2 separate regions of the Homo sapiens genome follow, and region 1 is linked to region 2. Evidence: chromatin loops called from intact Hi-C (ENCODE). Cell type or tissue: heart left ventricle. All regions are shown on one strand. Links, peaks and the distances in the headings refer to the core of each region. The heading gives the core; the rest is flanking DNA. Region 1 overlaps LATS2 (large tumor suppressor kinase 2). Region 2 has its middle 9.1 kb from the start of SAP18.

Evidence for each region. Peaks named below come from ENCODE experiments on the same cell type or tissue, not always from the same donor. Only the 100,000 strongest peaks of a DNase experiment are listed, where the experiment ranks them.
Region 1: it touches region 2 in a loop (2.1-fold over the local background); 6 of 110 quality-filtered maps call a loop at or near these places.

The regions. Positions count from the first base shown.
Region 1 is chr13:21,026,777-21,042,505 of GRCh38, reverse strand. The region is part of intron 2 of LATS2 (large tumor suppressor kinase 2); the gene reads left to right. It also overlaps the pseudogene RNU4-9P. Among named protein-coding and RNA genes, the nearest start is that of LATS2, 27 kb to the left of the region's middle. RefSeq lists enhancers at 4,114-5,102, 6,194-7,018, 8,019-8,519. In heart left ventricle, for the core only: a CTCF peak has its summit at 7,790; a DNase peak (open chromatin) is centred at 7,803; H3K4me3 peaks cover 371 bases; H3K27ac peaks cover 3,215 bases.
Region 2 is chr13:21,123,177-21,138,905 of GRCh38, reverse strand. No RefSeq gene overlaps it. Among named protein-coding and RNA genes, the nearest start is that of SAP18, 9.1 kb to the left of the region's middle. RefSeq lists an enhancer at 8,394-8,902. In heart left ventricle, for the core only: a CTCF peak has its summit at 4,861 (motif pointing right); no DNase peak of the experiment used is centred there.

The DNA.
Region 1 (15,729 bases), core at 3,026-11,025, 98 kb after region 2:
ATGTTACCCAGGCTGGACTGGAACTTCCAGACTCAAGCGGCCTTAACCTCCAAAAGTGCTGGAATTATAAGTTCAAGCCACCACACCCAGCCTTAACTTTTAATTAAAGTAAAATTTACTTTAAAAGTGCACAATTTCTAAGCACACAGCATAGTGAATTTTTGCATATTAAACCCACCCATGTAACTAGCATGTTTGGGTATATTTTTAATTAAAATACTTTAAAATGGAAATTTCTGGAAAAAGTAAAAGACTCAAGGGTATTTTCTGTGTAAGGATATAATGTGTATGTCAAATGATATGTTTATTAGTCTTTTGCACATAAATTACTGAAAACTTACAAAAATTCCTGTAGAAAAAAACTAGGCCACTAGATTAATATTTCTTATGGGAGGAGCTGCTCTTTAAATATAGATTTAAGGAATTGGAAAGGTAAGTTTTTTGGTTATGAGTATCATATTTTGAGCATTGGATAGTTATTGGCATAAGTGATCATTTAAGTTTGCATTTAAATATGCAAAATATTTCTGTTCTGCGGAAGCCTGGGACTTGTTTTCTCTCTGGTTGCAGTGGGTTATAGGGGGAACATCTGCATGGTGTGGGTAGGTGGGGGTGTCGTCAGCTCACTGCACTCACTGTTCTTAATTATAGCACTCAGGATGGTGCCTATGAGTCCTGTGAGGGTGAGGTTCCAATTCAGTAACTCCCAGGGGAGGCCCATGGCCCCCTGGACCCCTTAGAATAGCAAAGCACTTTATCACATGGTGTCCCCTCTAGGAAGACTTATGTGAGAACTTTGTTTGGATGCGAGTGCTAGGAAAGGGTTCTGCTTTCCTTGAGAAACTGGCATGGGCTTTTTCTCTGTGGATGACCTGTATCCTGCCTGTCCACCCTCCCTCTGATCTGCTGAGGGGTGCCCAGTCTGTGGCTCAGCATTGATACATTTTCCTGGTCCTGAATATTGTGTCAGCTGTAATTTCCTAATCCTGATTAATCCAGTTCTTTCCCCCCACTTTATCATGTTTAAGTGATTTAAAACTTTAATGGAATGAGGTTAGGGAAGAAATGTAAACAAACAAACTGATAAACTGATTATATTAGATCAAATAAGGAAGGGCATAAAGAAGACAGCCAGTGGTCAGGATGTGCACTGAGAGGCAGCCTTCCTGAGAACAGTGTCCACACCAGCTGCTCAGTGAATCAGGGGCCATCTGCTTAATAAGAAAAGGGAGTGGGCCAGGCGCGGTGGCTCACACCTGTAATCCCAGCACTTTGGGAGGCCAAGGCGGGCAGATCATGAGGTCAGGAGGTCGAGACCATCCTGGCTAACATGGTGAAACCCTGTCTGTACTAAAAATACAAAAAATTAGCCGGGCATGGTGGCGGGCGCCTGTAGTCCCAGCTACTCTGGAGGCTGAGGCAGGAGAATGGTGTGAACCCAGGAGGCGGAGCTTGCAGTGAGCCCAGATCGTGCCACTGTACTCCAGCCTGGGCGACAGAGCGAGACTCTGCCTCAGAAAAAAAAAAAGGTGAACACATGCCTCAAGGGGGAAGTAGAATGTGATTGTTCTCTCAGTTTAATGTCTCTCTGGGCCTAATAATTTAAAAGGACTCAGATTCCTCAGATAAGAATTCTTTTCTCATTTCCATCCTCATAGGGGTTGCTTCTCCTTTCCCTCATGTCTGTGGGGCATGGAGTTTATCAGGGTCCCTCTCCCCTCCTCTCATTCCCTGGGCATCCATACATGGCTGCCCCCCACGTCCCTGGCAGCTGGCCAGCCTGACTCCCACCTTGGCTCTGCTGCAGCTCCTGGGGCCTCCCAGACCCTGGTCTTATCCTCCCCACATGCTCCCCTCTACAGAGGAGCTCTCTGCAGTGTCTCAGCCACACAGCATGGCCTCCCAGACAGCTCTTCCCGCTTGCTTACTTTGGGTCTCTCTGACATATGATTTCGTTGGTTGGAAGTATCACCACCTATCTGGATTCTAGTAGCTTCTGTGATTCCACTCAGATTCCTTTTTACACAGGCTCTTCCTGGTTCTTCCACCTGGATCGAGCTGTTCCTATTCAAACTTCCACAGCAAAGACATTTCTTTCTTTTTCTTTTTCTTTCTTTTTTTTTTTTTTTGAGACAAGGTCTGTCGCCGAGGCTGTAGTGCAGTGGCGCAATCTCGGCTCACTGTAGCCTTGACCTGGGCTCAAGCAATTCTCCGCCTCAACCTCCAAAGTAACTGAGACCACAGGCGCACATCACCATGTCTGGCTAATTTTTCTATTTTTTGTAGAGACGGGGTTTCACCATGTTGCCCACGGTGGTCTTGAACTCCTAGTCTGAAGCGATACGCCTGCCTCAGCCTCCCAAAGTACTGGGATTACTGGCGTGGGCCACCATGCCTGGTCAGAAATTTCTTTCTTTCTTTTTTTTTTTTTTGAGATGGAGTTTCGCTCTTATTGCCCAGGCTGGAATACAATGGAGCTATCTCGGCTTACTGCAACCTCTGCCTTCCGGATTCAAGTGATTCTCCTGCCTCAGCCTCCCAAGTAGCTGGGATTACAGGCATGCGCCACCACGCCCAGCTAATTTTGTATTTTTAGTAGAGATGGGATTTCACTATGTTGGTCAGGTTGGTCTCGAACTCCTGACCTCAGGGGATCCACTCACCCTCAGCTTCCTAAAGTGCTGGGATTACAGGTGTGAGCTGCCTTGCCTGGCCTCAGAAATTTATTTCTAACCCCAAGGATGCTCCATGCATTGGGCATTGTGTTGGCAGATTGTCATGTTCCCGTCTTGCTCTCCCTGTCTTAGGCAGTGTCTCTGGAGGCCTGGATCTTGGGAGTTTATCCCTCTGTGCCCACAAGGCCTCCCATGTTGCAGAGCATGTGCTCAATCAGTGCTTGCTCACCAGTGAAAGTTCTGTGTACTAGTCCAGCCAAAACCCTCACCTCAGTTGTCAGACACTGGAAAAGATGCTAACCAGAAATGCAGATCTCCTCGGGATATTTATTTGGCTTAATTCTAACAATATGCATCACCAAAAAAGCTATAGAGAAATGGTAACACTAATCTCCTAGCCCTTTGTCTTGGTGACAAGATCCTGCCACAGGATTCTTCATTGTACTAAAGATATTTTGCTAATGAAAAAGATAAAAGGAATTTAGATAACATGTACATTTCCTCTTTCTCACTTCCTCTTGAAAGGGAACCACCGTTTGGTGTTACTGAACACGCGTGCTGAAATATTAATAAGAGGAGAAGGAAGAAAGAAACACTTAAGTTTAGGAATGTCGGTCATGTAACAGGAAATTGTATTACAATGGCTTTTGGGTGTAGCAGTTCCTTGCCTTTTCCCCTTTTTTTTTCTTAGTGGCTTTCAAATTAAATTTGGCTCTTCCAGAAGGCACACCACATACCTTTTTAATGTAGGAATTTAAATTACTTTGACAAGACACAAGCAAAGCATACCCCTCTGTGTCATAATCCCCTCTCCCCTTAAGCCTTGCTCCTAGTTTTTGTTTTTGTTTTCTTGAGATGGAATCTCACTCTGTGCCTAGGCTGGAGTGCAGTGGGGTGATCTCAGCTCATTACAACCTCCGCCTCGCGGGTTCAAGCAATGCGCCATGCCTCAGCCTCCCGAGGAGCTGGGATTACAGGCATGCACCACCACGCCCGGCTAATTTTTTTGTATTTTTAATAGAGACGGGGTTTCTCCATGATGGTCAGGCTGGTCTAGAACTCCTGACCTCAGGTGATCCGCCCGCCTCGGCCACCTGGTAAGACTGCTGTTAACATGTTGGTATAAAACTGCACAACTTTTTTCTAATTACAAAAATAGATAAAGCTTTGCACAGTGGCAGTGTCATAGCCAATGAAGTTTGTCCAAGGTGCGATTATTGCTAATTGGAAACTTTCCAATACCCCACCATAACAACTTGAAATGTAGTCAGCACTGGCGATTTTTGACAGTCTCTACAGAGACTGAAAAGAAAGAGAGAGATAAAATAGGTGGGGTGCAGTGACTCACACCTGTAATCTCAACAGTCTGGTCGGCTGAGGCAGGAGGATTGCTTGAGCTTATAAGTTCAAGGCCAGCCTGGGCAACAGCAAGACCCTGTCTATTTTTTTAAATTAAAAAAAAAAGATGGAATTATATATTAAACTATATAATACATATACCACACACACACTTTTTGTGTAACAGAATTGAGGTCCTGTAGCCCATCAGATCACCCCAGTCAGTTCTCCTCGGAAGCACCTCATGCACTGGCCTCTCCTGCCCCCGGTACAGGCTCCACCTTTGCTCCTGGGATCTTGGTGGCTCCTGGTTGCCCCTTCTGCGTCTTTCTCCGGCCTTCCCTGCACAGTACCCTCCTCAGTCTGATTTGTTTTGTTTCGGTTTTTGAGACAGGGTCTTGCTTTGTCACCCAGACTGGAGTGTGGTGGCATGATCATGGCTTACTGCAGCCTCGACCTCCTGGGCTCAAGCGGTCCACCCAGGTAGCTGGGACTACAAACGTGGGCCACCGTGTCTAGCCCCCCTCATTCTGAAAAGGGAAGATTCTGTCATTTCCCTTCTGGAAACCTTTTCTCTGGCCTCAGGATGGTGCCTGGGAGTTGGCGGACAGGACCCACCTGTAGCTGCAGGATCCCAGCTGCTGGCAGGCCCACCCTGGCCCTACCCGCCCTGGTCCTGACCACCCTGGCCCTGCCCACTCTGCCTGTCTCTCAGGCTGCCCAGTGCTGGCCCTGCTGCGGGACCAGGCCCACTTCTCCCTCAGGGCTCATCTTTGGGTCTGTGATTCAGAAAAGCCTTTTCTGAGCCTCCAGTCAAAATTAGGTCCCTCGTTCTCTCCCGTGACACCATAATTTTCTCCCCCAGTGTTTATCAGAATCTGCTGTTAAGTAGTTTGTGCGTCTCCCTTTGTAGATTTTAAGGCCTGTGAGACAGTGGCTTTGTTCTAGTCGCCACTTTCTAAGACCCAGAACTGTGCAAGCTCTCAAAAACACCTAACAGAGAAGCACAGAGACAAGCATTACGTCATAAACATTTTCATTCCATTGAATAGTCTTTTAAAATATGATTTTTAAAATTATTATGATTTTTGAGATGGAGTCTTGCTGTGTTGCCCAGGCTGGAATGCAATGGCATGATCTGGCTTACTGCAACCTCCCCCTCTGGGGTTCAAGCGATTCTCCCCCGTCAGCCTCCTGAGTAGCTGGAATTACAGGCACCCACCGTCATGCCTGGCTAATTTTTGTATTTTTGTAGAGATGGGGTTTCACCATGTTGGCCAGGCTGGTCTAGAACTCCTGACCTCAGGTGATCCACATGCCTTGGCCTCCCGGAGTGCTGAGATTACAGGCCTGAGCCGCCACACCCGGTCCTAAAATATGATTTTTAACATTTGCATTGTATTCCATTGTTCAAATAGATGTCCCATAATTTATTGTAAAGAGCTGGTCATGAACATTCTTCTACACACCTTCTTATGGATATTACTGACTTCCTTAGAATACATTTTAGGAATGGAATTACTAGCGTAAATGTTGAGAGCATTTTTACCATTCTTATTTGTATTGCCAAGTGGGTTTTTAAAAATCATTCAATTGAATTTATACTTCCAACCCTGCTAACGATGAATATTATCACTACTACTACTAAAAACTAGAAGCAACTGTCAGTTTAATAGTTGGCTTTTTTGTTGTTGTTTTTTGTTGTTGTTGTTGTTGTTTTGAGACGGAGTTTTGCTCTGTCGCCCAGGCTGGAGTGCAGTGGTGCCATCTTGGCTCACTGTAACCTCCGTGTCCCAGGTTCAAGCAATTCTCCTGCTTCAGCCTCTTGAGTAGCTGGGATTACAGGCACGCGCCACCATGCCGGGCTAATTTTTGTATTTTTAGTAGAGACGGGGTTTCACCATGTTGGTGAGTCTGGTCTTGAACTCCTGACCTCGTGATCTGCCCACCTCGGCCTCCCAAAGTGCTGGGATTACAGGCGTGAGCCACCGCAAGGGCTGGGCTTTGTGTTCTTAATTGCAGTAATGGATGTGTGTGATAATAGAAAGTGGTAATAGTTCTCCACTTTTAAGTACTAGAAAGCTCTCATTTTGGCGGTGAGTAGGGAGGCTCTTATTAAGTGCCTGAGACTGGACCCACTTTCCTGTTAAAATGGGCTTTTGGCCAGGCACAGTGGCTCACACCTGTAATCCCAGCCCTTTGGGAGGTTGAGGTGGTTGGATCTTGTCAGGTCAGGAGTTTGATAATAGCCTGGCCAACATGATGAAACCCTGTCTCTACTAAAAATACAAAAATTAAGCCAGGTGCGGTGGCTCACGCCTGTAATCCCAGCACTTCGGGAGGCTGAGGGGGGTGGATCATCCGAGGTCGGGTGTTCGAGACCACTCTGGCCAACATGGTGAAACCCGTCTATTAAAAATACAAAAATTATCCAGGTGTGGTGTCACACGCTTGTAGTCCCAGCTACTCAGGAGGCTGAGGCACGAGAATCACTTGAACCTGGGAAGCAGAGGTTGCAGTGAGCCAAGATCGTGCCACTGCACTCCAGCCTGGGCGACAGAGCAAGACTCTGTTCCCCGAAAAAAGGGGAAGGGGGCTTTTGAGGAAATGCCTTTTCTCTGCTCCCTGAATGACTTACCTTTGTGAGTGGCGCAGGTCCTAGGTGGGCTCTAGGAATCACTGGCTACTTGCGTGCTGTGGTGTTGGTCCCTGCAGCCCTTTGGGAGCTGGGTCCCTCCACTGCGAGCAACCTGCTCTTCTATCCCAGTGTGCAGTACAGATATTAGCATTTTTTATGTGGGCTATAATGTGAAAAATATTGGAGATCATAAATATTGTTCACTTAATGCCTGTTGTGTCACACCAAACGTTTACTGCTGAGATTATTTGCTGTCATGTGGTTGTAGAGATCTAGGCGGGAACTCATGTACAGTCTAGATTGATGGTTTTTGTTGCCTGGAACCCCAATTTTGCCTGGCTTGATGGATGGGGCCCTGGGAGAGGGGCTCCGAGTTCTGGGTCTCCAGTCTGCATGCAATTCTGTGTGGGGGCTTCATTTAAACTGTTTCTGTCATTGCCAAACCATTTGTGGATGTAAATAGAGAAAACCAACAAGGATGTAAATAGGGGAAAAACCAACAAGGAAATAGAATGTTTTATGGCATTTAACAATGCTCTCTTTTAGAACTATTTTTACTAGGGTTATGATGAATTTCAAAATTAAAAAAAAAATGCCACATCCATTATCATAGTCACTACCCAGCTTCTCTTTATTTTGGCCTTAAAATTTACTTGCCAGAAATTCATAGCTCTTGAATTAAAGCCACATTCATCATGCAATTTTTTATATATTAGGTTTTACTCGTTTTAGATTTCTTTTCTTGCTTTTTTGTTTTGTTTTGGTTTTGTTTGGTTTGTTCTTGTCAATAGAGATGGAGTCTTGCTATGTTTCTCGGGCTGGTCTGAAACTCCTGGCCTCAAGTGATCCTCCCGCCCTGGCCTACCAAAGTGTTGGGATTACAGGCATGAACCACTGTGCTCAGCCCCATCTTAGATATATTTTGTAGTAGTGTATTTAGAGGGGAGATTTTTTTCATAGTTAAATTTTTACAATTTGTAATCTTCTATAATTGACTTATTTGTTAGCGGATGCCTTTTTTTTCCTAAGAGTTCTTGATGACTTTCCTGTACTGTGGGAAACGGCAGGAAATTCTTCTCCCCTCTGTATCCTCCCCCAGCAACGAGCCTAGCTGTGTAGGCTCGGCAGCGGCCCCAGGTGTCAGAAGCAGACAAGCACTAAATCAAGCTACTGGTAGCTGATCCCACTGCAGAGGCCTAACCCCCAGAGGCAGAGTAAGAAGGATGCTGAAGATGAGCAGGCTGTGGTGGCACGGCAGTCCACAGTGTCATCAGGAATAGGCACCTTCTCTCTCTATCTGCCACCCTTAGCAAGTGACTCCGTCTTGGCGTGCACCAGACGGCACCTCTGCAGTGGTGTTCCAGGTCTGAGCCAGGGAAGGACGTGCCGGCTCTGGCTCTGGCTCTTTTGTCAAGGAGCTTCCCCAACACCTCCCCGGTCAGGACCCAGTTACTTGGTCATGGGGGTTTAAGCAGCCTTGGAAATGTGTACTTCACCTGGGCACGTGGCCACCCCAATGCAACTGGGCACTGTCAGTAAGGAAGAAAGGGAAGCTGGACCTTGGTTAGAAAGCCATAGTGTAGCCATGTGTCACCTTGGCTGTGTCAACCAGGGCATACCATGCACCTTCTGAGCCTCAGGAGTCCTCATCCACACACTTGGGATGATAATTGCTCCTATGTTATGAGTTTTCCCGCTGACCAGAAAGAATGTAAAGTAACTGGCCCGTGGTTGGTATGCAGAGGTGGCAGTCTGACCACAATGCCATGTGTCATTAGTGCTCAGAAACTTGTAAAGTTGCTGGAGAGCTGGGCTTCCTGGTGCTGTGACGTGCTTTACTTAATAATAAGATCGTTGTCCTACCAGCCTGGGTGCGACTGGTCCCCTGTCCCACAGAAATCACATGGAGAAGATTTGCTCAAACTTGTGGAATGTGTGTGTCCTTGTGGTTTTGATATATATTTGGGTGGTTATGACATTAGAAGAATTATTAATCATGTAATAGAAATAAAGGTTGTTTTGTACAAAAGTAAATGATTAACAGTGACAAATTTCTCCAGCCAAGAAGTACACATTTAATGTAAATTGGAAGCAACTTCATTTGGCTTATAAAAGCTGTTAGTCAGCAGAGAGCTGTTGTAAAGCTAGTGGCATTTGGCATCTAGTAGGCCCAAGAATGTGGCCAAGTGTAGTGGAACAAATTGTACTCTGTGCCGTCTGTCAACCTTGGAGACGCTTACAAGAGCCTTCAGCGATACCGTGTGTGTCTGTCACCTTCTCCATGCCAAGTGGCTTAATTCAACTCTCCTGCTTTGGTGTTTCCACTATTTTTCTGGCATTTTAGGCTGGAACTGTTAGAGTAAGAAGCCCCACCCTGTGACTGGGTATTTCTGTATTGAACTCGGTGTGTTTGTTTCCAGTCTTCCCGTGCACATCTCTACCTCTCTGTCTGAGGTCACAGTAGAAAGAGAAACCAAGTCAGCAGGGACTCAGCTGACTCCTCCTTTCAGGATTTCCTTGGTAGTTTCCAAATTCTTTCCTCTACACCAGGAGCGTGTGTTCTCTCGCCCCTCTACCCCCTATTCTCTCCCATCCTCCCTGTTTCTCTTTCTTTCTCAACCAGGTCTGGTCTAACAAAGGTTCCTAGCTTACATTGTCTTTGGCTCTAGGCTCCACTTCCAGTCTTTCTGTTAATGAGTACTTTCTCCGGTGGCCTGCTATTTTTTTTTTTTCTCTTAAGTGTCTTTGCTGCTAACACCCTGCTCTACTATACCTGGATTCTCCCTGACCCAGTAATTCCCCGGGTGGACTTTTCCTGAATGGCAAGTGTCTTGGTAGCCACTGTCTTCACCATCCTCTTCCAATCTGATCTCCACTTATTTCTTGTACCGGCCCAGCCTTCCTGTTCTCATTGGGTCTGCCCTCTGCACCTCCCCTGCCACCAGGCTATGAGGTTTTCTCCCACACTGGGTTCGCTCATGCTGTCGCCCCCTGAAGTGCATTCCCCAGCCAGCCGTGGTCCACCCTTCGAGTCCCACTTCCACGACCCATCCTTGTGGCCTTCTACGGCCATTCATCCCAGTGCCCGCTAAGTTCTTTCTTTTCTGAATTCCCATTTGTGTCGGTACCATCCAGGGAACCATGGTAGGCCTCTCAGGGTCTTAGGGATTATTTAGGGGTGTCCAATCTTTTCCCTGGGCCACATTAGAAGAAGAATTGTCTTGGACCACACATAAAATGCACTAATACTAATGATAGCTGATGGGCTTAAAAAAGAACGAAAAAAAAAGGCTGGGTGCAGTGGCTCACCCCTATAATCCCAGCACTTTGGGAGGCTGAGGTGGGCGATTGCTTGAGGCCAGGAGTTCCAGACCAGCCTGGCCAACATGGCGAAAACCCGTCTCTACTAAAAATACAAAAATTAGCCAGACGTGGTGGTGGGCGCCATAATCCCAGCTACTCAGGAGGCTCAGGCAGGAGAATTGCTTGAACCCGGGGGAGGCAGAGGTTGCAGTGAGCCAAGATCGCGCCATTGCACTCCAGCCTGGGTGACAGAGCGAGACTCTGTCTCAAAAAATAAAATAAAAAGTGGTAAGCCATAAGAACAGAGTAGAAATCAGTTTGTATGTGAATTTAGTCAAATTGCAGCACATAGCTCTTACCTATAAAACAGAGTACCTAACCCATTAGAATGCAGTGTTGCTGCAACGTATTATCAACAGTATTGTTTTTATCCATCATTACTGCACATGGTAAGAAAACGGAAAGTGAAACCCTTAGGAACTAAGGCAGTCAATAGCACCAGGAGGAACCAGATGTTGGCTTTACCAGACAGCACATTTAAACAGCTATCATGAAATGGTTAAAATGACAAATTTTGTTAGTTTTTTAAACAATTTTTAAAAAGCTATTACAAATATATTCAGACAATGAAAGGGAAATGTGTCAGAATTAAGAGAAAATACAGGGTTAGTGATGCACAGACAGAAAATTTTTTTTTAGTCGAGGTCTTGCTCTGTCACCCAGGCCGGAGTGCAGTGGGTGCCATCACAGCTCACTGCAGCCTTCCCGGGCTCAAGCAATCCTCCCATCTCAGCTTCTGAAGTGGCTGTGACTACAGGCACACTTCGCCACGCTCAGCTCACTTTTTAACTTTTTTATAGAGACAGGGTCTCACTATTTTGCCCAGGCTGGTCTCGAACTCCTAGGCTCAAGTGATCCCATGCTCCCCCTCCCCAACTTCCCAAAGTGCTGGAATTACAGGCATGAGCCACCACACCCAGCCCCAGACAGGAAATCTTTACAGAGAAATGGAAACTACAAAAATGGAAACTCTAAACTGAAAAGCAAAATAGGTGAAAAAATTTTTATTGGCTACATGGTCTCAACATAACATTAGGTACGGCAGTAGAAAGAACCAGTAAACTGAAATATAAATTAGTAGAAATTACCCAATCCAAAAATCATAGAAAAAAATTGAACAGAAATCTCAGTGACTTGTGGGATGATATGAGGTTGTCCAGTATATGTGAAATTGAAATCCAAGAATAGAAAGGAAATACCTAAACATTTGACACAGTAATAGCTAAAAACTTCTCAAATGTGGTGAAAAGCATTCATGTACAGATCTAAGAAGCTTAATAAACCAAGAGCAGGATGAACACAGAGGAAACAACTCCTAGGCCTATCATATTTAAGCTAATGAAAGCCAAAGATAAAGACAAAATCTTGAAAGCACCCAGAGAAAAATGATGTTACATACAGAAGAAAGATAAGATTAAAAGCTGACTTCTCATTAGACAGTATAAATGCTGCATATATTGAAATGACACAAAGTGCTGAAGAAAAAAATACACCGAGAATTTTATATCTAGCAAACTGTCTTTCTGAAATGAAAGTGTCGTAAAGACATTTCCGGGGGAACAAAAATCTGAGAAAATTTGTTACCAGGGGACCTGTATTAAAAGAAATATTAAAGGGGTGGGTGTATGGGGGGAAAAATGCTAAAGGATATACAGGAAGGAATGAAGAGCACTAGAAACAGTAGATATCAATAAGTATAAAATACTAATTTATTTTTTATTTTCTTTCTTGTAATCTCTTTAAAAGACATCAATATTTAAAGTAAAAACAATACTTTATTGATAGGTTTATCATACCTATAGATCTGATATACAACACTATGAGTTGGGGGAGTTAAATGGAAATATATTATTGTAGAGTTCTTTTTCTTTTTTTTTTTCTTTTTTTTTTTTTTTTTTTTGAGACGGAGTCTCTCACTCTTGTCGCCCAGGCTGGAGTGCAGTGGTGTGATCTCAGCTCGCTGCAAGCTCCGCTTCCCAGGTTCACGCCATTCTCCTGCCTCAGCCTGCCGAGTAGCTGGGACTACAGGCGCCCGCCACCACGGCTGGCTAATTTTGTGCATTTTTAGTAGAGACGGGGTTTCACCGTGTTGGCCAGGATGGTCTCGATCTCCTGACCTCGTGATCCACCCGTGTCGGCCTCCCAAAGTGCTGGGATTACAGGTGTGAGCCACCACGCCCGGCCAGCAGAGTTCCTTTTCTAGTGTAACTCAAAATTAACATTTAAGTAGATTGTTGATATAGTTTGGATATTTGTCCCCACCCAAATTTCATGTTGAAATGTAATCCCCAGTGTTGGAGATAGGGTGTAGGGCATGGTGGGAGATGATTAGACCATGGGGGTGGATTTCTTTTTTCCTTTTTTTTTTTGAAGTAGAGTCTAGCTCTTTTGCCAGGCTGGGGTGCAGTGACTCAATCTCAGCTCAGTCCAACCTCCCCCTCCCAGGTTCAAGCAATTCTCCTGAGTCAGCCTCCTGAGTAGCTGGGATTACAGGTGCATGCCACCATGCCCTGCTAAGTTTTGTATTTTTAGTAGAGACAGGGTTTCACCATGTTGGCCAGGCTGGTCTTGAACCCCTGACCTCAGATGACCTGCCTGCCATCTCCTGACCTCATGATCCACCCACCCTGGCTTCCCAAAGTGCTGGGATTACAGGCGTGAGCCACTACGCCCATCCCCAATATCTTTTTTTTTCTTTTTTGAGACAGAGTGTCGCTCTGTTGCCCAGGCCACAGTGCAGTGGTGCAATCTTGGCCCACTGCAACCTCTGCCTCCCGGGTTCAAGTGATTCTCCTGCCTCAGCTTTCCGAGTAGCTGGGACTACAGGTGTGCACCACCACACCCGGCTAATTTTTGTATTTTTAGTAGCAATGGGGTTTCACCATATTGGCCAGGCTGGTCTCGAACTCCTGACCTCGTGATACGCCTGCCTTGGCCTCCCAAAGTCCTGGGATTACAGGCATGAGCCACCGCACCCGACATTCCAATATCTTTTATAAATGCAATATAAATCCAAACATCCTTACCAAAATATTAGTAAATGGCATTTGGTAAGAAGATGATACATCAGGATCAACTGGGATATATCCCAGATATACAAGGTTAAACATTAGAAAATCAATATAATTAATCATATCAACAAAATAAAGAATAAAACCATTTCATCATCTCAATAGATAGAGTAAGCATTTCAGAAAAATCCACCAGCCATTTGTACCAAAAGCTATCACCAAACTAGGAATAAAAGGCAACTTCCTCAACTTGCTGAGGGGTACCTCTGTAAAATCCACAGGTAACATCAACATGTAATGGTGAAAAACCAAATAACTTGCCTCTAAGATTAGTAATACAGTGTGATGTCCTCTTTCATCTTCTGTTGGAGGTCCTAGCTAGTGCAGTAAGGAAAGAAAAAAGAAATAAAAGTACACAGATTGGAAAAGAAGTATAACAATTTGCATTTGACATGATCCTTTTTATAGAACACCTTAAGGAATCTATTTTTAAAAGTTACCAGAACTAATAATTTCCTCTAATAATTTAGCATGGTCACAGGATACAAGGTCAGTATGCAAAAATCAGTAGTTTTTTTGTGAACTAGCAATGAACACTTGAAAGTTGAAATTTGGCCGGGTACGGTGGCTCACACCTGTAATCTCAGTACTCTGGGAGGCCAAGGCGGGTGGATCACAAGGTCAAGAGATCGAGATCATCCTGGCCAACATGGTGAAATCCCGTCTCTACTAAAATACAAAAATTAGCAGGGCGTGGTGGTGCATGCCTGTAATCCCAGCTAATTGGGAGGTTGAGGCAGGAGAATTGCTTGAACCCGGGAGGCGGAGGTTGCGGTGAGTCAAGATCGCGCTACTGCACTCCAGCCTGGTGACAGAACGAGACTCCAGAAAATTGAAATTTAAGATGCAGTTTCATTTACAGTAGTATTTAGAAATACAAAATACTTAGGGATAAATTTAACAAAATATGTGCAAGATCTGTACACTTAAAACTGCAAAGCATTGCTGATCACATTAAATATCAAAATAAATTACTGGGTATATACCCAAAGGACTATAAATCATGCTGCTATAAAGACACATGCACACATATGTTTATTGCGGCACTATTCACAATAGCAAAGACTTGGAACCAACCCAAATGTCCAACAATGATAGACTGGATTAAGAAAATGTGGCACATATACACCATGGAATACTATGCAGCCATAAAAAATGATGAGTTCATGTCCTTTGTAAGGACATGGATGAAATTGGAAATCATCATTCTCAGGAAACTATCGCAAGGACAAAAAACCAAACACCGCATGTTCTCACTCATAGATGGGAATTGAACAATGAGAACACATGGACACAGGAAGGAGAACATCACACTCTGGGGACTGTTGTGGGGTGGGGGAAGGGGGAGGGATAGCATTAGGAGATATACCTAATGCTAAATGACGAGTTAATGGGTGCAGCACACCAGCATGGCACATGTATACATATGTAACTAACCGGCACATTGTGCACATGTACCCTAAAACTTAAAAGTATAATAATAATAAAAAATAAAAAATTAATAAATAAATAAATGGAGAGAGTATGTTCACAGATCAGAAGACTCAATACTGTTAAGACGGCAGTTCTCACAGTTATCTGTGGATCCAGCAGAATCCAAATACAATCTCAGCAGGTTTATTTATTTTTTTTAATTGAAATTGACAAGCTGATTGTGAATTCATATGGCACTGCAAAGTACCTAGAATAGCAAAAGCAATGTTTTAAAAAAGAACACAGGTAGAGTCCTTAAACTACCTTACTTTCAAAACTGCTAGACCTGACTTTGGACCAGACTATTGTGGGTAGTCTCTAAAGCTAAGCAAGACAGTGTGGCATTGGCATAAGACTAGATAGACAGGTAGTGGAACAGAGTACAAAAATAGACCCACACTTACATGGGACTTACTACAATTGATTTTCAACACAAGTACCATGAAAATTCAATGAGGAAAAGGGCGGAGGTTGAGGGTTTTTGTTTGTTTTTTCAGCAAATGGTGCTGAGACAATTGGATAGTCTGATGAGTCAAAATTAACATTTACTCTGACCTCACACCATTCACAAAAATTAAGTCAAAATGGATTGTAGAACTAAATATAAAACAGCTAAAAACTTTGGGGAAAAAAGCATAGGATAAAATCTTGCAACCTTGAGAAAGGCAAAGATCTCTTAGATCCAACACAAAATTCATGGGACGTAAAAGGAAAACTGGTAGATTGGATGTTTACAAAATGAAAAGTCTTTACTCTTTAGAGGACATTAAAACAACAAAACTCAATCCACAGAATGAGAAAAAATATTACTGATACATATATCTGACAATGGACTCACATTTGGAATATATAAAGAACTAGAATTCAATAATAAAAAGGCAAACCTTTAAAAATGGGCAAAAGATTTGAGTAGACACTTCACAAAAATATAGAGGAATGTCAAATAAGCACATGAAAAGATAAGCAACATCATTCATCATCAGAGAAATGCAAATTAAAACCACAATGAGATACTACTATATACTCATTAGAAAGGCTAAAGTATAAAGGTCTGATAATACTAAGTAGTGGTGAGAATGTACAGCAATTGGAATTTTCTTAAAATTCACATAGAATTGTAAAGCAGTTTATTTACTAATGTTTTTTAAATTAAAAATTGACATGAGGTTTT
Region 2 (15,729 bases), core at 1,263-9,262:
ATTCTCATATACTGCTGGTAAGAATGTAAACTGGAACACCTGCTTTAGAAAGTAGTACTTACCCTAGAGAAAATCTTGCTCAAGTGTATCCAGAGACATTACAAGAATGTTCTTAGCTATATTGTTCATGAGAACAAAAAGCTGGAAACAGCCCAAGTGTCTATCAACAGTAGGACAGTTCAGTGAATTGTGGTGTACTAGACAGCAATAAAACTACCAATCAACAATGGGATACTATAAAGCAACACAAATTTACAAACTACAGTCATATGAAACAATGTGAATCTCACAAACATGATGGTGAATATAAGAAACCAAAGACAAAAATGTATTTACTGTATGAATTCATTTTCAAAACATTCAAAAGCAGGTAATACTAAAAGATATTGTTCAAGAGAATTCCCAGGTGACAAAATTATAAAGAAAATGGAGAAGTAATTATAATTACCAGAAAAGTCTGAGTAGTAATGACCTCTGAGTATAGAAGGAAATTGTAATAAGGGAGGGGTAAATGGAATGCTTCTAGAGTGTTGGCAACATTCCATTTTTTTTTTAACTTAGGTGGTGGTTACATAGCTGTTTTAATTAAAATTACTTTTTTTTTTTTTTTTTTGAGACAGAGTCTCGCTCTGTCACCAGGCTGGAGTGCAGTGCAGTGGCACAGTCTTGGCTCACTGCAACCTCCGTCTCATGGGTTCACGCAATTCTCTGCCTCAGCCTCCCCAGTAGCTGGGATTACAGGCACCCGCCACCATGCCCAGCTAATTTTTTTGAATTTTTAGTAGAGACGGGGTTTCACCATGTTGGCCAGGCTGGTATTGAACTCCTGACCTTGTGATCCACCCGCCTCAGCCTCCCAAAGTGCTGGGATTATAGGCATAAGCCACCATGCCCGGCCTGAATTAAAATTACTCTTTAAAGAGTACATTTATGTTATTATTATTGAGATGGTCTTGCTCTGTCACCCAGGCTGGAGTCCAGTGATGCAATCATGACTCACTGCAGCCTTGACTTCCCGGCTCCAGTGATCCTCTCACCTCAGCCTCCTGGGTAGCTGGGACCGTGTAGCCGGGAACACAGGCACAAGCCACCATGATGGGCTAATTTTTGTAGAGATAGGACTTCACCATTTTGGCCAGGCTGGTCTCAAACTGCTGACCTCAAGCTATCCACCCTCCTCAGCCTCCCAAACTGCTGGGATTACAGGCAAGAGCCACTGTACTCAACCCCATTTATTTTTTATGCACCCCTCTGTACTAATGCTATACCTTGCTATTTTAAAAATACATAATTCAATAGAAAAAATGACAAAAGACATGGATGGGCCAGGCACGGTGGCTCACGCCTGTAATCTCAGCACTTTGGGAGGCTGAGATGGGTAGATAGCTTGAGGTCAGGAGTTCGAGACCAGCCTGGCCAGCATGGCGAAACCCTCTCTACTAAAAATACAAAAATTAGCTGGGCATGGTGGCAGGTGCCTGTAATCCCAGCTACTCTGGAGGCAAGAGAATCACTTGAACCCGGGAAGCGGAGGTTGCAGTGAGAGCCTTAGCAACAGAGCTATACACCGTCTCAAAACAAAACAAAACAAAAAAAAATGGGCATTTCATAGAAGATTAAATAAAGGTAAACATATGAAGATACCCGACCTCAAGAATAGTCATAAAAATGCAAAGTTAAACACAGATAACATTTCACTCTACTAGATTAAACAAAATGTGAAAGTCAGACAACTAAGTGCTCGCAAGGATATGGAGAAAAGGGAATTCTTACAGATTGCTCTCATCCACTTTAGAAAACTGATTGGCATCACCTAGAAAGATTCAATATGTGTACACCTTAAGACTCAGCTATTCTGGCTGGGCGTGGTGGCTCACGCCTGTAATCCCAACACTCTGGGAGGCCGAGGTGGGCGGATCACCTGAGGTTGGGAGTTCAAGACCAGATTGACCAACATGGAGAAACCCCATCTCTACTAAAAATACAAAATTAGCCAGGAATGGTGGTGCATGCCTGTAATCCCAGCTACTTGGGAGGCTGAGGCAGGAGAATCGCTTGAATCTGGGAGGTGGAGGTTGCAGTGAGCCCATATTGCACCATTGCACTCCAGCCTGGGCAACGAGAGCGAAACTCCATCTCAAGACAAAAAAAAGACTCAGCTATTCTATGCCTTATGTGTAGCTCAGAAAAACCGTTGGCCATGAGCACAAGGCAGCAGTTTAAATAATATTATAATGTGTTTAGTCATAATAACTAGAAACAATTCAACTGCCTACCTAGAGTATATTCATAAAATGGAATACTATAAAGACTTGAAAGTAAATAAATGAATCAGTACTCTTTTTTAAAATTTTTTTTATTTTTTATTTTTTTTATTTTTTTGAGACGGCGTCTCGCTCTGTTGCCAGGCTGGAGTGCAGTGGTGCAATCTCAGCTCACTGCAATCTCCGCCTTCCAGGTTCAAGAAATTCTCCTGCCTCAGCCTCCTGAGTAGCAGGGATTACAGGCACACACCACCATGCTTGTTGTGGGAAGCCAGGAACCCCGAATGGAGGGACCGGCTGAAGCCATGGCAGAAGAATGTGGATGTGAAGATTTCATGGACATTTATTAGTTCCCCAAATTAATACTTTTATAATTTCTTACGCCTGTCTTTACTGCAGTCTCTGAACATAAATTGTGAAGATTTCATGGATACTTATCACTTCCCCAGTCAATACCCTTGTGATTTCCTATGCCTGTCTTTAATCTCTTAATCCCATCATCTTTGTAAACTGAGGAGGATGTATGTCACCTGAGGACCCTGTGATGATTGCGTTGACTGCACAAATTGTTTGTAGAGCATGTGTGTTTGAACAGTATGAAATCTGGGCACCTTGAAAAAAGAACAGGATAACAGCAATGTTCAGGGAACAAGAGAGATAACCTTTAACTCCGACCGCCGGTGAGCCGGGCGGAACACAGCCATATTTCTCTTCTTTCAAAAGCAAATGGAAAAATATCACTGAATTCTTTTTCTCAGCAAGGAACATCCTGAGAAAGAGAATGTGTCCCTGAGGGTAGACCTCTAAAATGGCCGCTTCGGGGTGCGGCTGTCTTTTATGGTCGAGCTGTAGGGATGAAATAAGCCCCAGTCTCCCGTAGTGCTCCCAGGCTTATTAGGAGGAGGAAATTCCCACCTAATAAATTTTGGTCAGACCGGTTGTCTGCTCTCAAACCCTGTCTCCTGATACGATGTTATCAATGACAATGCGAGCCTGAAACTTCATTAGCAATTTTAATTTCGCCCTGGTCCTGTGGTCCTGTGATCTCGCCCTGCCTCCATTTGCCTTGTGATATCTTATTACCTTGGGAAGCATGTGATCTCTGTGACCCACACCCTATTCGTACACTCCCTCCCCTTTTGAAAATCACTAATAAAAACTTGCTGGTTTTGTGGCTCAGGAGGCATCACGGAAGCTGCCGACATGTGATGTCTCCCCCGGATGCCCAGCTTTAAAATTTCTCTGTTTTGTACTCTGTCCCTTTATTTCTCAGACCAGCCGACACTTAGGGAAAATAGAAAAGAACCTACGTGAAATATTGGGGGTGAATTTCGGCCCGATATCTCGCTGAATTTTCCCCCGATACATGCCCAGCTAATTTGTGTATTTTTAGTAGAGACAGGGTTTCACCATGTTGGCCAGGATGGTCTCAATCTCCTGACCTCGTGATCCGCTCACCTCAGCCTCCCAAAGTGCTGGGATTACAGGCGTGAGCCACCGTGCCCAGCCTTCTTTTTTAAAAAAGTAGAAGAAGCAAGTCACAGAACACATACGATAGGGTTCAATTTATGCAGTTTATTCAATTTGGGGGGAAAATAGGAACCCCTCACCTAAAAATACTGTTTAGGGAAACAAACATGAGTAGTAAAACTATAAAGAGAAGCAGGGGGAAATAAACACTAAATTCAGTTTAGTGTTACCTCTGAGGGTAAGCTTGGGTGATGCAATTTATGAAGGGCATCCACAGCTTCTAAGATACTGGTAATATACTCTTTCTCACTAGGAGGAGTGTGTTTTTTATTCTTTACATTGTAGCTGTACATCTTAGAAACTCTTTTGTATGTGTGATTTAGATTACTCTTTTAAAATAGTTATTTACTTACTTACTTTTGAGACAGGGTCTGGCTCCGCTGCCCAGGCTGGAATGCATTGGCATAATCTCAATCTCAGCTCACTGCAGCCTCCGCCTCCTGGACTCAAGCAATCCTCCCACCTCAGCCTCCCATGTGGCTGGGACCACAGGCCACACCACCATGCCTGGCTAATGTTTTCTAGAAACGGGGTTTTGCCATGTTGCCTAACTTGTCTCAAACTCCTGGGCTCGGCAGGGTGTGGTGGCTCATGCCTATAATCCCAGCATTTTGGGAGGCTGAGGCGGGCAGATCATGAGTTCAGGAGATGGAGACAATCTTGGCTAACACAGTGAAACCCTGTCTCTACTAAAAATACAAAAAATTAGCCGGGCGTGGTAGTGGGCACTTATAGTCCCGGCTACTCGGGAGGCTTAGGTGAGACTCCGTCTAAAAAAAAAAAAAAAAAATTCCTGGCCTCAAGCAATTCACCGCCTTGGCCTCCCAAAGTGCTGAGGTTACAAGTGTGACTAACCACACCCAGCCATAAAAAATTTATTTTTTCATTGTGCCTAGAATAGGCATGCATGCAGAGTTGCATGCAGGCAATGTTTGTTTTTTCAAAAAGATATTTAAATTTTCTCCCCAGTTCTATGATTCTAGTATATCTTTTTTTTTAAAATTTTATTTTTCTGAATAAAGAAGAATTCTAGGATGATTCTAGTATTATATCTTTTTCAAAACCTCCATAATATAATAATACAGACACATGAGGGCACTCTAATCAATCCATTAAAGGGAAAACATTGAAACTATGAAAATGAAGAACTTCACAACCTTTTATTGGTGATACTGGGGAGGGTTCATTTCTTAGATATAAGCTCTCATTTTGGGACCTTTCCAAATAACCAGCTCTCATCAAAATGAAACTTTCCGACATCTTGAGGCAGTAGAAGTGCATCTATATTTTAGAATACTTGGAATACTTTTTCAGCAGCCCTCATTCTACCTACATGGACTTGTAAAACCAGCTCTGAGTTGCTCCTGAAATTGTAATATTTAAGGGTATGCATCTTTCCTTTCTTTTTAGAATTTACGTGGACAAGTATTACACTTCTAAGTAATATACCCAAGGGAATTGAAAGCAGGGACTCAGGTATTTGTGCACTAGTGTTCATAGCAGTATTATTCACAGTAGCCAAAAGGTAGAAACAATCTGAATGTCCATCAACAGATGGAAAGATACACATAGAATGGAATATTCAGCTTTCAAAAGGAATAAAATTCTGACACGTTACAACGTGGGTGAACCTAGAAAACATTATGCTAAGTGAAATACGCCAGACACAAAAGAACAAACATTGTGTGATTTCATTTATAAGAGGCACATAGAATGAACAGGCAAATTCATAGGCAGAAAGTAAAAGAGAGGCTGCCAGCGGCTGGTGGGTACGTGGGGACTGGGAAGTTATTGCTTAATGGGTACAGAGTTTCTTTTTGAGATGATGAAAAAATTCTGGATATGGATGGTGGGAATGGTTGCACAACATAGTGAACATACTTCAAGTCACTGAATTGTACACCAAAAAATTGTTAAAATGATAACATTTATGTTACATACATTTTATCACAATTTTAAAAATTAAAAAAAGTGAACATCTGAAGTATGTGAAAAATAAGTCATCAGACTCTCTCCACTCTTCTTTTTCTACTCTCTCTCTTTTGTGTGTCCTAGCATTATGAATCTAGGAAAAGGCAGATTCTCCGAATTAAAATCAGAAATATGTAATGAGGAGTTCTAAAGAATATGCCTCAGTCAATCACTGCAACTCCATGGCATTCTCTGCTGTTAATATGAAGAAGAATGACCTTTTAATGGCAGGGAAATAAGTGAACACTATACAAAATTTGTTTCTGGAGAAGATTTAATGAAATGTATTATCCATAGAACTATCTGGTTGTTTATAAAAGTTGTGGATTATAAATTTGAATCTCTAGGGGATTATTAATGCTTTTCAAATTCCTCTCATGACACTCTTTCCTTCAGGTGTATCTGTAGGCGACAAGGGGTACAGCATTTATAAGCACAATATTTACTGGGCTCTGTTTCCCAAAGGGTTGTATGTGAACAGTCTCAGTAAAGCATCTACTTGTTACCAAGAGTAAAGGCTGGGCGCAAAGGCTCACACCTGTAATCCCAGCACTTTGGGAGGCTGAGGCAGGAATATCACTTGAGTCCAGGAGTTCAAGACCAGCCTGAGCAACATTATCAAGACCCCTGTCTCTTAAAAAAAAAAAAAAATTAGCTGGGGTGGGACGTGCCTGTAGTCCCAGGTACTCAGGAAGCTGGAGGTGGGAGGTTTGTATGAGCCCAGGAGGTCAAGGCTGCAGTGAGCCGTGATTGTGTATAACTGTACAACTCTTTTGCTTAGACAACAGAGTGAGACCCTGTCTCAAAAAAGGAGTCGAAAAAATATATAAATTTCCATAACAATCCTAGAAGAATTAAGCTTACAGATAGTACAATTACTACTTAGACTGTACATTTCTTCTCTCTTTCGGTTTTTGAGACAGAGTCTCACTCTCTTGCCCAGGCTGGAGTGCAGTGGCCACCTGGGCTCACTGCAACCTTCACCTCCACACTTCAAGTGATTCTCCTGCCTCAGCCTCCCAAGTAGCTGGCATTACAGGCGCATGCCACCACACCTGGCTAATTTTTATAATTTTTAGTAGAGACGGAGTTTCACCATGTTGGCTAGGCTGGTCTCAAACTCCTGACCTCAGGTGATCCTGCCACCTTCACCCCCAATGTGCTGGGATTACAGGCATGAGCCATGTCACCTGGCCTTCTTATTTATTTATTTATTTTAAGAAAGAAAGTGTCTCACTTTGTCTCCCAGGCTGGAGGGCAGTGGCATGATCACAGCTCATTGCAGCCTCCAGCTCCTGGGCTCAAGGGATCCTCCCTCCTCAGCTTCATGAGCAGCTTGTACTACAGGCATGAGCCACCACATCCAGCTCATTTTTTAATACTTTGTAGAGATTGAGTCTTGCTAGGTTGCCCAGAATGGTCTTGAGCTCTTGGCCTCAAGTGATTCTCCTACCTCTGCCTCTCACAGTGCTAGGATTACAAGCATAAGCCACCAAGCCCAGGTGGTTACTTTTTGCTATCTTAAGAACTCTTTTTTGGTGGCTCATGCCTGTAATCCCAGCACTTTGGGAGGCCAAGGCGGGCAGATCTCAGGGTCAGGAGATCGAGACCATCCTGGCTAACACAGTGAAACCCTGTCTCTACTAAAAATACAAAAAAAAAATTAGGCAGGCATGGTGGCGGGCGCCTGTAGTCCCAGGTACTCGGGAGGCTGAGGCAGGAGAATCGCTTGAACCCAGGAGGTGGAGGTTGCAGTGAGCTGAGATCGCGCCACTGCACTTCAGCCTGGGTGACAGAGCAAGACTCCGTCTCAAAAACAAAAACAAAACAAAAAAAAACCTCTTTTTTTTGGAGGGGGGATGGAGTCTCTGTCTCCCACACCGGAGTGCGATGGCACGATCTCCGCTCACTGCACCCTCTGCCTCCTGGGTTCAAGCAATTGTCCTGTCTCCCTTTCCAAATAGCTGGGATTATGTGCTCACACCACAACACCCAGCTAATTTTTGTATTTTCAGTAGAGAGAGAGTGTCACCAAATTGGTCAGGCTGGTCTCAGAACTCCTGACCTCAGGTGATCCACCTGCCTCAGCCTCCAAGGGTTCCCAAAGTGCTGGTGTCCGGTGGGTTCGTGGTCTCCGTGACTTCAAGAACGGAGCCACGGACCCTCGCGGTGAGTGTTACAGCTCTTAAAGATGGCATAGTGAGTGTTACAGCTCTTAATGACCGCAGGGACCCGAAAAGTGAGCAACAGCAAAATTTATTGGGAAGAGGGAAAGAGCAAAACCTCCACAACCCAGAAAGAGACTGGAGCTGGTTGCAACTGCTGGCGGAAGCAGGGGGCGGTGGAAAAAGGGGGAATGGCCAGCTTTTATTCTTTTATTTGTCCCTGCCCATGTCCTGCTAATTGGTCCATTTTCCAGAGCGCTGATTGGTCCATTTTACAGAGTGTTGATTGGTCCATTTTACAAACCTCTAGCTAGCTACAGAGCATTCATTGGTGCATTTTTACAGAGTGCTGATTGGTGCATTTTACAAACCTCTAGCTAGCTACAGAGCGCTAATTGGTGCATTTTACAATCCTAGCTACAGAGTGCTGATTGGTGCATTTTACAATCCTCTTGTAAGACAGAAAAGTTCTCCAAGTCCCCACTCCACCCAGGAAGTCCAGCTGGCTTCACCTCTCACTGGGATTACAGGCATGAGCCACCAGCCTGGCCAGAACTCTGTATTTTTACAAATGAGCACAAGTGCTTGTTTGGCATCAGCACTACAGGCAATGCTGCCATGAATCAGTCCTGATCCTCCTAACTGTTCTTGCTGTGTCACCCCTACTGGCATTCTTCACGCTATAGCCAGAGGGGTAGTGTTTTAAAAGTCCTAATCCCTTGATTAAAAACCTTCAAAGTATCCATTGTACTTTGGAACAAAAGCTAACTTCCATACTAAGATACTGATGACTCCTCCACCCTCCTCTCCCGCCATCCTCCTAATTCACTGCTCTGCAGCCCTGTGGGCCTTCCCTACCAGACCAGGACGTTAACATTTGCTGCTTCCTCTGCCTGAGACAATCTTCCCCCACACCCTTGTCCCATCCTCAGTCCTCACTCACTCTATTATCAAAGTAATCTCAGAGAGGCCTTTCTCAGCTTTAGTAATGTAGAGTTCTCTCTGCCTCCCTCCTCCATCAGCAATCGCTTGTTTATTTCTCATAGCATCTCTCGTTTCTGATTTATGTGACTTATGTCACCCTCTCTTTATAGAATGTAAACTGCCTGAGGGCAGAGGCTCTGTCTTACCTCTGCATCCCCAGCTCCTAGCCCAGTCCACAGAGCCTACCTAGCACATAGCTAGTGCTCAGTTAATGCCTATTGAATTATATCAATGAACAGTTGGATAAATTACTAGGCTGTTCCCACCAATTAGACCCTAAGGTGTAGGATTTGGAAACCCACTTACTTTTAAGCCAGTGGAACAGAAAAAGGGGTGGCATTGTCTTTTCAGAGAGTTGAAATGTCTCTCATTTTAATCCCTAATTTAAGCATTTGAATGATTAGATGGAAAATGGTTTTCAAACAGACATCTACTTCCTCAAGAGTCTGCAGAGTGTCAGCAACATATTTACCAGAGGCAAGCTGTAGAGGCCTCCTAAAGTGCTGGGATTACACAAGTGAGCCACCGCTCCCAAATAAATGTATAACTGGTATTAAAATATGTGTTACATGGTTAAAGACATTTTAGGGCCAGACGCAGTGGCTCACACATGTAATGCCAGCACTTTGGGAGGTCAAGGTGGGCAGATCACTTGAGGTCAGGAGTTCGAGACCAGCCTGGTCAACATGGCAAAACCCCATCTCTATAAAAAATATGAAAAAGTAGCCAGGCGTGGTGGTGCATGTCTATAGTCCCCACTCCTTGGGAGGCTTAGGTGGGAGGATCACTTAAGTCTAGGAGACTGAAGCTGCTGTGAGCCAGGATTGCACCACTGCACTCCAGCTTGGGTGACAAGATGAGATCCTGGCTTAAAAAAAAAAAATAGATCAGTATCTCTCATGAACACAGAGGCAAAAATCCTCAACAAATATAAGCAAATTGTATCCAACAATGTTGTATTAAAAAACCATAACCAAGTGGGATTTATCCCAGGTATGCAAGGCTGGCTCAATATTTAAAAATCAGCTGATGTTGCTGGGCGTGGTGGTTCACACCTGTAATCCCAGCACTTTGGGAGGCCGAGGTGGGCGGATCACAATGTCAGGAGTTTGAGACCAGCCTGACCAACATGGTGAAACCCTGTCTCTACTAAAAATACAAAACAAAATACAAAAACCCCATCTCCACTAAAAATACAAAAATTAGCCGGGTGTGGTGGCAGGTGCCTGTAATCCCAGCTACTCAGGAGGCTGAGGCAGGAGAATCACTTGAACCCAGGAGGCGGAGGTTGCAATGAGCCAAGATTGGGCCACTGCACTCCAGCCTGGGCAACAGAGCAAGACTCCATCTCAAAAAAATAATAATAATAAAGAAGGAAAATAATATCATATCAATAATATAAAAAAAAGCATTTGACAAAATCAAACGCCCATTCATGATAAAAAAAACTGTCAGCAAACTAGGAATAAAGAGGAACTTCCTCTGCTAGATAAAGAACATCTACAAAAAGCCTACAGCTAACATCATATTCTTAATGGTGAGAAATTAGTCCTCCCCCTAAGATGAGGAACAAGGAAAGGATGTCCCTTCTCACTACTGCTTTTTAATATTGTATTAGAAGTCCTAGCTAATGCAAGATGAGAAAAGAAAAGTAAAGGTAGACAGATTGGGGAGGAAGAATTAAAACTGTTGTACTGGCTGGGCATGGTGGCTTATGCCTGTAATCCCAGAAATTTGGGAGGCTGAGGCAGGCAGATCACTTGAGCCCAGTAGTTTGAGACTAGCCTGGGCAACATAGCAAAACCCTGTCTCTATTTATATAAACTAGTTTAAAAAAAAAAAAAAAGAACTGTTGTAGTTTGCAGGTGACATGATTGTTTATGCAGCTAAATAAAAAACATTGACAATACCAAATGCTGAGGATGTAGAGCAACAGGAAATTTCATTCATTGCTGGTGGAAATGCAAAATGGTACAGCCACTTTGAAAGACAGTTTGGCAGTTTCTTACAGAACTAAACATACTATTATCATACAATTCAGCAATCATGCTCCTTGGTATTTACCCAAATAAACTGGAAACTCGTGCCTATAACCCCAACACTTCGGGAGGCTGAGTCAGAAGGATTGTTTGAGCCCAGGACTTCAAGATCAGCCTGGACAACATAGTAAGACCCTATCTCTACAAAAAAATTTTAAAATTAACTGGGTATGGTAGTGTGCACCTGTGGTCCCAGCTACTTGGGAAGCTAATGTAGGAGGATCACTTGAGCCCAGGAGGTCAAGGCTGCAGTGAGCTATGATTGTGCCACTGCGCTCCAGCCTATGTGACAGAACAAGACCCTGTCTCAGAAAAAAAAAAAAAAAAAGAGAAAGAGAAACACACAGGGCCCTGAAGTGATGCCAAATGAGAAGAGACAGCCTGGAGATCTGGGAGATGGGGCTTGCAGGCAGAAGGTGAGCTCTGGGAAGGGGCTGAGATGGCCCAGGCTGCATGTAGGGAGAATGAAAGCAAGCCAGGCCAGCCACGCGCAGTGGCTCACGCCTGTAATCCCAACACTTTGGGAGGCCGAGGCGGGCAGATCACCTGAGGTCAGGAGTTCGAGACCAGCCTGGCCAACATGGTGAAACCCTGTCTCTACTAAAAATATAAAAAAAATTAGCCAGGCGTGGTGGCGGGCACCTGTAATTCTAGCTACTCAGGAGGCTGAGGCAGAAGAATCACTTGAACCCGAGAGGCAGAGGTTGCAGTGAGCCGAGATTGCGCCATTTCACTCCAGCCTGGGGGACAGAGTGAGACTTTGTCTCAAAAAGGAAAAAAAAAAAAAGAAGCCAGGCCAGGGGCTGGAGCAGGGAGGACAAAGGACAGAAAGGCCAGAGATGTGGGCAGGGGCCAGGTCACCTATCTGAGACCATGACAGGAGTTTGAATTTTATTTTAATTAGAATAAGAGTCATAGCAGTTGGGATTCTTCTTGCAAACATGGAAGGACTCTGGCCAATTTAAGAAAAGGAATGGACTGAAAAAGCAGCTCATAGAACCACCAAGAAGGCTGATCGATTAGGCTTAGAAAAACACACAACCACTCTGTGAGGTTGGGCAGTCAGCAAAACAGGCAGAATCACCTCCCAGAGCTGGTGCAGAGGGCATGCCCCAACCAGAGTGACTATGTTGCCCAGGCTGGTCTGGAACTCCTGGGCTCAAGTGATCCTCCTGCCTTGCCCTCCCAAACTGCTGGGACTACAGGTGTGAGCCACTGTATGGGGCTTCACTCACATTCTTGACAGCCAGATTCAAGTTCTGAAGAATATTTATTTTAATCAACTTTCAAAACTCTTAAGTCCTGATCAACGAAAAGGGAGAAAAAGCAAATAAGTAGGCATGTATTGTATGTGGAAGGTATTTCAAAATGGCCAGCCAGGAGAGAAGACAGTAACTCTAGTGCACACACCATTTCACTCAGGGAAAGTCACAAAAGTCAGCCACAACCCCAGGCTATGAAAGGAGTCAAGGTGGCTGTTACAGGCCAGGTGAACACAACTTTAAATGGCATCAGTTCAAGACCATTACATTGTGGGACTGGAAATAGTTACTAGATTATTTCTGGGAGTAGTAGAAGTAGTGAAGTAGCAATATGAAAACAGTTGAGATGTCCGCCTTATTTAACCCTTAAACCAGAGGTTTTCAATTGTGGCTGCATATTAGAAGCACCTGGGAATCTTAAAACAACAATAACAACAAACAACGGAAACCAACACCTCCAGGGAAAGCCCAGGACCTCAGCTGTTTCGAGGGCTCCCTGGGGTTGGGAATCATTCCCAAAGCTTGGTGCTCACTGACTTGGGAAGGCGAGAGGTTTGAAATTCAAGCAGCCAGGAAATTTCTGTGCAAGGCCTGCCAATGCTTTGGACATCTCTTCATTATTTACAGTTCTGAGTTCAAAGAATTTTTAAGACTTAAAAATTACCAGATCCACACGAGGTCAGGAGATCAAGACCATCCTGGCTCACATGGTGAAACCCCGTCTCTACTAAAAAAATACAAAAAATTAGCTGGGCGTGGTGGCGGGCGCCTGTAGTCCCAGCTACTTGGGAGGCTGAGGCAGGAGAATGGTGTGAACCCGGGAGGCAGAGCTTGCAGTGAGCTGAGATGGCGCCACTGCACTCCAGCCTGGGTGGCAGAGCAAGACTCCATCTCAAAAAAAAAAAAAAAAAAAATTACCGGATCCAAATTTTTGCTTGATCTATTCTGGTGGGTAGTATCACAAGCCTTTATTTTGTTGTTGTTGTTGTTGTTTTACAAATTTACATTTTAATTGCCTTTATTTATTTATTTGAGACGGAGTTTTGCTCTTGTTGCCCAGGCTGGAGTGCAGTGGCTCAATCCTGGCTCACTGCAACCTCTGCCTCCCAGGTTCAAGCGATTATCCTGACTCAGCCTCCCGAGTAGCTGGGACTACAGGCACACACCACCACACCTGGCTAATTTTTGTATTTTTAGTAGAGACAGGGTTTCACCATGTTGTCTAGGCTGGTCTTGAACTCCTGACCTCAGGTGATCCGCCCACCTCGGCCTCTCAAAGTGCTGGGATTACAGGCATGAGCCACTGTGTCCAGCCTGCCTGTCTTTACAAAGAAAAAATAATTAAGCCTTGAGAATTTGTAATAGTTATATTTTTCTTTGTAACCATAATCTTTAGGCTTTTAATAACATCTAGTTTGTAACTCAGCTTAATTTTTTTTCTCTGCTAAGGTATGATGGTAGGGTGTGTAACTGTAAATTTGTAATTTATACTGAGGGTATGAGTTGGGCATGGCAGGGAAGCCGCTGGGACCCTACAGTGGACTATTTGTCATTCTTCAGGACAAAGGGAATGACAGCAGCCAGCGCTTCCTGCCTTGTACTCACACACTGGAGTGTGCTGAAGCGTACTGAGGAGGCAGGGCCGTCTCAGATGCCCCATCCTGCTCCTGACTTCGCAAGCTGCCACTCTGGGCAGTGTGCCAGCACAGGGGGAGCAGACACAAGCTCAGTTGCTCAGCGAGTTATGTGGGCTTTGCAACCATTGGAAACTCCAGAAACCTTAGCTTCACAGCTTGGAGAAAAGGAAAGTTTTGGTTGTCAGCGTACTTAATGGTGGTCCTAAAAAGGCTGCCTGCAGAGAGCACATTTTAGTAGGATTGGGATGGGGCACACCTGGCCTGTGGACCAGGCCCTGAGAAATAGCCTGTCGGGGGGCGGGGGGGGGGGTCAGGAGATTCACAGAAAGAGTGAGTATAATGAAGAGAGCTGAATTCCTGATTAGAAAGAAGTTTTTTGTTGTTGTTGTTGTTTGGTTTTTGGTTTTTTTTGAGATGGAGTCTCGCTCTGTCGCCCAGGCTGGAGTGCAGTGGCGCTATCTCGGCTCACTGCAAGCTCCGCCTCCTGGGTTCACGCCATTCTCCTGCCTCAGCCTCCCGAGTAGCTGGGACTACAGGCGCCCGCCACCATGCCCGGCTAATTTTTCTTTTCTTTTTTTTTTTTTTTTTGTATTTTTAGTAGAGACAGGGTTTCACCGTGGTCTCGATCTCCTGACCTCGTGATCCTCCCGCCTCGGCCTTCCAAAGTGCTGGGATTACAGGCGTGAGCCACCGCGCCCGGCCAGGTTTCTAATGGAGTGTGCTAGACATTAGGGAGCTTTCTCTCCCTCTTTTTATCTTCAGCCACGGTTTATCTCCACTGCCTTCCTCGGAATCCTAGAACTGCATTTCCCAGACCCTCTTGCCTCCAGGGTTCCAGGATTTACATTCTGCCAAGGACCAAGTTTAGGTACTCCTGCATTATTTGAAAGACAAAGGGATGCCGAGGCCGCAAGCAGGGGGCATGTGGGGACCTCAGCACACCTGAGGCCTTGCAGCCACCTCCAGGCACCCGCTGCGAGGCTGCCCCTCCCTGTTGGGCGTTTGAGCATCATGGAGGTTTCTGACCAGGGAACAGGGGGCAGCAATTTCCTAGGTCCCCGTCCCATAGCTGTCATGATGAACCTGGAAACTAACACCTTACTTTCCTGGATTTTTTCATGCTACTTAGCATCTTTCTTCATGCTGTTTTGACAAACTTCCCTGGATTTTTGCTCCTTTAGACCTGCCAGCAGTTTTTACAGTATCTGATTCCGTAATTTAAATCCCTTTCTGCTTAAAATATCTAGAATGGTTTGTTTTTCCAATTGAACACTGCGTGTTTGGTGCCAGAAGTGGCCCCAGGAAACAACTCTCAAATGTGGGTGTCTCAGTCTGTTCAGGCTGCTGTAGCAAAACAGCTTAGACTGCGTAATTTATACACAACAGAATGTCTTGCTCACAGTTCTGGAGGTGGGGAAGTCCAAGATCAAGGAGCCAGGTATTCAGTGTCTGGTGAGGGCCCGTTCCTCTTAGATGGCACCTTCTATGTGTCCTCACATGGCAGAAGGGCAAAAAAGGGCAAACAATAGCCAGGCATGGTGGTGGGTGCCTGTAATCCCAGCTACTCGGGAGGCTGAGGTCTGAGAATTGCTTCAACCCGGGAGGTGAGGTTGCAGTGAGCTGAGATCACGCCACTGCATTCCAGCCGGGTGACAGAGGGAGACAGAGGGAGAGCCAGGTGCAGTGGCTCACTCCTGTAATCCCAGCACTTTGGGAGGTCGAGGCAGACGGATCACCTGAGGTCGGGAGTTCAAGACCAGCCTGACCAACATGGAGGAACCCCGTCTCTACTAAAAATACAAAATTAGCTGGGGGTTGTGGCACATGCCTGTAATCCCAGCTACTCAGGAGGCTGAGGCAGGAGAATCACTTGAACC